2 separate regions of the Homo sapiens genome follow, and region 1 is linked to region 2. Evidence: chromatin loops called from intact Hi-C (ENCODE). Cell type or tissue: Caco-2. All regions are shown on one strand. Links, peaks and the distances in the headings refer to the core of each region. The heading gives the core; the rest is flanking DNA.

What was found. Hi-C counts contacts between places; a loop is a spot of excess contacts. Peaks named below come from ENCODE experiments on the same cell type or tissue, not always from the same donor. Only the 100,000 strongest peaks of a DNase experiment are listed, where the experiment ranks them.
Region 1: a loop joins it to region 2, with 6 times the contacts of the local background. A loop is called at or near these places in 2 of 110 quality-filtered maps.

What each region holds. Positions count from the first base shown.
Region 1 is chr13:22,080,818-22,083,637 of GRCh38, reverse strand. The region is part of intron 3 of LOC105370108 (a long non-coding RNA gene); the gene reads right to left. Among named protein-coding and RNA genes, the nearest start is that of LINC00540, 130 kb to the left of the region's middle. RefSeq lists an enhancer at 2,344-2,820. In Caco-2, for the core only: no CTCF peak of the experiment used is centred there; a DNase peak (open chromatin) is centred at 1,377.
Region 2 is chr13:22,133,952-22,136,771 of GRCh38, reverse strand. All of the region lies in intron 3 of LOC105370108 (a long non-coding RNA gene), which reads right to left. Among named protein-coding and RNA genes, the nearest start is that of LINC00540, 75 kb to the left of the region's middle. In Caco-2, for the core only: no CTCF peak of the experiment used is centred there; a DNase peak (open chromatin) is centred at 1,141.

The sequences.
Region 1 (2,820 bases), core at 33-2,532, 53 kb after region 2:
TCAGTGTGTAGACTAGAAAGAGGTATGGATACATATTCAAGAACTGTATGAGGCTGTGTGGCTTTCCATGCACTAATACTCTGAACATCTCTAAAGCTGAATTTACTTGGGATTTCTTTAAAGTTGGGCAAGAAACCACATGAGAACAGACATGCTATGACAACCTGAATTATTGATCCCTCTATTCATTTCCCTCCCATAAGATGTCACACATCCTGCCTGCTGGCGTGTAGCTGGCAGTGCCTCCCTGTCGGCAAAATACAACTCCCCATGCCATTGTACAGCCTGGCCGTGTGGCTTTATCAGACTGAGGGAGTGGGAGTAAAGGGAGATTGTGTGCCGAGGTACTGCATGTTTCTCCCAGATTTCTTACATTTGTCTTTTTCTACCAGCATGGCTTTTCCCCAGTAAATATTGTGTCTTTAGCCTAGGCAAGGATGAGAAGATGCTTAGTGCAGAGCCAACAGACCCAAGCGGAACTGTGGCTCCTACCATCAACTGCAGTCACCAACATGAAATGGCAAGCAATGAACACTCTTGGAAACCACAGAGACTTGGGGGTTGTTTGTTACCATGGAGAAGCTGCCCAGTACATTTTGTTCCCTGATATGAGATCAATGAAAATAATTTCATAGAAAAGCATTGTTCAATTAAAAATTGATGACAAAGACCTGGTGAGAAGATGCATGCTGCTTCCTCTACATACATGTCTCCATATTATCTGATGTATTCATTGCTGTACAATAAAACGGTTTCCCCAGTAGCTTGTGGTCATAGCACACAGAAGAGTGATAAAAATCAAGTTTCTATTCTGTGCTTTCACATTTCTCCTATAGTTGTTTTCCAACCTCCTCCCAGGACAATCTTCCTCCAAATAATCCAGGCCCTTCAAAGTGTCCTGGAACCCTTGTTACACAATCCTATATAGACTACAATCAACATCCTCACTTCCTGTGTTCTACATCCTGCACCCATGCGACAAGGCACAGGAAATGCAGGATTCTAAGACAGTCCTCAACTACCATGGCAATACTACAAAACAAAGGCAGAGTTAAGAGGGAGTTACTTTTATTGGAGTGACAAAGATCTCTGGCTCCCCTACAATCAGACTCAAGACCACAGAGATTATTGGCCTGTCTTAAACATAAATAAGCCTGTCTGAAAGATTCAAGATGCTGGGGCAATTCCATAGATATGAGAACGATAAAATGAACCCAAAAGTCAGAGGCACCCAATAGCCAGGTGGAAAGCTCCTCTGGTCCTTTGAAGAAGGTGGTAGGGGAAGAACAGGAATGAGGACATTCTTCCCTTCCTCTATTCATATAAACATTAGCAATGGTTTTCCGAACAAAGAAGAGCAGCTGCTTTCCAGCCAGTGGATCAAAGTGTGAGCAGGTGACGATGCCTGCTCTCTAAGAGAAGCCTATCAGGCACCAAAGTGCAAAGGTGACAATTAGAATGGACAAGGTGAGTAGGTGTTGAAATATCCACACAATATTTCCAAAAGTTCAGAGATTACTGTAGATTATGTCCTGGAGCTGGGAAAATGTTTGAGTTGGGAGGGTTTTCATTTTTGCCTGAAGTGATTCTCCAAGTTTAAATGTATACCTTTATAACTATGACATTTCTGTAAAACAAAAGATCTCATTGTTCCTCCTTTCATTGGTGAACTCTTATTCAATTCACATAACACACTAGAGTTCTTTCATTTTTCTTTGGTTTCCAGCACAAAACTCTGTGACATCTTCCTAACTGACAGCCAAATGTTTATAAGCCTACCTATCCAAGACAGGTACTTTTTATTTGAAATGCCATTGATAGATTTAATTATGTTCAACTTTCTCAAAAAAACAATCCCACTGGCGCAGTGAAATATATTGAGTTTGATGTGTTTGGCTGCAAAAACTTTCATTTGGCCAAGGCTACATAGTCTGAAGGCTCCAAGTGTAAATTATAATGTTATTTGAGATGAAGTATAGAGTCATTTGTGGTGCTCGGGCACGACACATGACGTAATCTTACACTCTATCTGCAGGTGTGATATTGGATTCTGCTAGGACAGGCACCTGGTATCAATGTTCAGTCTGGCATTGTTTCAACACAGTCTACCGTGGATGAAGATGACTAAAATAAAATAGCACCCAGCTACAGCAGGGTCGTTTTTTTTTCTTTTTTTTTTTTAAAAGGAGGACTGATAAGCAACAATTACCAATGAGTTAAATGGTATCTGATTACTCTCTTTCCCGGAGCAGCACAAAATTCTTGCTCTTTACAGTAATAGTCTCAGGGCTATAAGAAGACAGAAGTAAAATAATGTATTATGAATAACCAATATAATAATGCATATGCATGGATTATTAATATGTAAACATATTATAACTAATAATAAATACACATGAAAAGAATGCAGATATTGATGGCTTCTTTTTCAAACACAGTTGATGGACGTATACTGAGCCATGCATTTTCTCCTTATGACATTCATCACACTAGTAGTTACTTATGGAATGCCTGTCTCTACCTCTAGTCTCTAAGCCAAGCGAGGGGAGGGACCTAACAGACTGCCTGGCACCTAAGAGTGGCTCAATACATCTGCTCAGTGAATGACTGTGTTCTCATGTTCTTTCTCATGGCCTGATCTTTGCAGAGGCATTCACTTACAAATTAGGCAGCTGCCTGGTTGGGGGTTTAAAGGTATGGCCTCTAATCATGGAGTAGAGAAAACCAGCTACCCTATTTGAAAACAGTACCTATGATCTTAACATCATTGAGATGTCTGTGAGATGCTCTAGCATCCTCAAAATGCACTGCCATGGCCAG
Region 2 (2,820 bases), core at 37-2,536:
GGAAACCCTCTGGAGGCCCACTTAGACTCTGCCAGGCCTCTAAAGGGGCCCACATGCTCCAAGGGCACCTTGCTGTGACTGCTGTGTGAGCAGCTATTTGGTTGTCATCTGCCTCCTCCTCAGACTATAAGCTCCATGCAGGAAAAAATAACAATGTCCACTGTGCCCCCAGCACACTCCTGGGGCCAAGTTCATAATGAAACAATCGTTGCAGAATTTGTTGAATACAGAACCTAAAATTGTCTGACATGGCTAACAGGAAATATCCAAATTGTTGCCCCTGGCAATTTGCATTGTTTTGAAGATATTTATTATCATATTTGCCATTGGTCTTAAAATTCAAGTCCTTGAAAATTGCTAGCTGCAAATATGGATCTCACAGAATCCTTGGATTTTTATGTGTGCTGTAAAGCCCAATCATTATGAATTATCATTGTGGCCATCAATTCAAATCAGCCATACAAGACAGCTTGAGAGGCCCCAGGGAAACCAGAGGACAGTGGATGAGAATAGCTGGAAGTCAAAAGAAGGTAGAAATGTTGACAGAGATAGGAGAAGGAAGCTGAGGTGCCCAGAACTAAAATCAGAGTAATGTCAGGGCTCAGAAAAGCAGTGAATTTAATTCTTAAATCATTTCTAGGGTGTGTGAGCACTGAATTATGTTCTCTGAATTATACTTTGTGTAATTTGAAACTGAACTAAAAAAACAAAAACACACCTTAGAACATTCTGAAACTAAACAGTCATATTTGTTTAGATTTTAGGTAAGTAATTTCTTCACCACTCAATCCAGGACAAAGGAATTTCACCTGAGTTTATCTTTACTACTGATCTAAGCCTTGAGTTGTAAACACCAGAGAGAGAGAAATGCTTTCTTTGCAGTATCCCAGAGTTATTTAGTCGGGAAGAGGTGGTTCCTCTTGGTCCTTTTATCATTGAAAAGCAAAATGTGTGATAACATTTAACGTTTAGCATTTTCTCAGCAAAAGCTGAGCACTGCTGCCTCTGAACTGAGAATAAAGCCAGCTCTCATAATAGCAGCAGAGAAGGCGCAGTCCAAAATCGACAAGGTTATCATGAGAGACAGGAGTAGCCAGTGGCCACAGTCCACACAACAGAGAGAAGATATCCTCTGGAGGATCAAAGAGAAACAGCAGAGCTTTTGTACAGAAGTGAGTGAAAGGAATTTAACTGGAGTGTAATCACCTCCCATGTGTGGTCCCGGTATGTCTTGGGGAGATTGTCCTCAAAGCTATGTCAGCGTGCATTACTCCTTTTCCAGCGTAACTTCCTGCTGTCATTCCATGTCATGAAAAAATTATAAGCCTTTCTCATAATTTTTCTTTTACGAATTGCACAGCAATGTGTCGAAAGTGATCTTCTTCTCGCCAGTAAAAATAAAGTGTTCTCTTAGGACTGCATAGCTTCACGGCTTTCAAGAGGTGGATTCAATATTGGGTGCCCAGAGCAGCCTCCACAGAGGCCAGTCCCGAAAGGCACCCCTCAGCAGCTGCACCGCAGATCCTGCGCAGAGTAGCAGAGAGCACGGTGATGGGGCTTAAGTACATCCGGAAAAAGTAATTATACACAGTGTCAGTGAGAAAAGAGCTTGCAGGTAGACTTTCCAGATAAATGAAGAGGTCTCTTCTTTCAGACACCAACACGCTTTCACTACATGCATGTTGAGGTAAATGTATTTTTGAGGGAAGGCATTTCAGGCTTCCTGGAAGTGAGTATTAAAAAAAGAAAGGTGGAGGCACCATGAGAAACTTGTAGGATTGAAGGAAGGGGAACCTGGATTCCACATATGCTCCACCACTCCCTGGTGGGTGGATGTGGGTGAATCATTGCCATTATTTAGAGAATAAAAGTAATATCCGATGCACAACCTTGTTCCATAATGAAAAATAACTGGCTGGCCTTGAGCACTGTCCTGCATGTTAGGCATTCTTCTGCATGCTGTGTGCAGCTTACCCCATTACTACTCGGAATGGCGACAGCGGGTGCAGTAATGAACTGAGGCTAGAGGAGTGAAGTGAGGCCACACACACCATGAGGTCTGCAGCCAACCTGAGCCCGGCTCTAACCAGGAAGGCAGCCTCAGGCACGTAGGTGCCTTCACGCATCCCAGGCCTGAACTGTTTCATCTGTAAAATAGAGTTGATAGCAGACTCTAAGTTATTTGGGGAATGGTTATGTCCTAGAAGGCACTCAGTACTGCTAGCTGTGTTCTCTTTCCTTGTGAAGTGAGACAATCCTGGTTTTGAGTTCAGCTAACATGTGTAGCTCAGCGTCAGTTACGTCAGACATGATGTGGGTTATTGTAAGGATAAATAAATAATGCATATAAAGCATGCGTCATGAGCATTTGAGAACAAAAAGTCTTTCCTATTACTTACTGAACATCTGCAAATTGCATGTGCATTTCACATCCATAGTGTCCCAAATCCAACTAAGTATCTTTCTTCCCAGCTTCATCTATCTTCTGTATTTATTGTCTTAATGGCACCATTCTCCATCCCCAAATTTAGGAGGATTGCTTTGCGACTTTCCCGTGGTGATCATTCTTCATATTCAGTTTGCTGTCATGCCTGTCCATCCTGCCACGGTTTATTTAACTTCTTCATCCTTCATAACCACAGTATTGCATGTTCTAATGTGCCTTCCTGCTTCGAATATTTCTCCACCTCAACTCACCCTTCAGATGGCTTCTGGGAAATTCAGAAACTCTGCCCAGAATCTCAGGACCTCTAATAATCTGGCCCAATCCTGGTCCTTGAGTCTAAATTCCTGTCCATCTCTCACCAGTGCAGCCTTCCA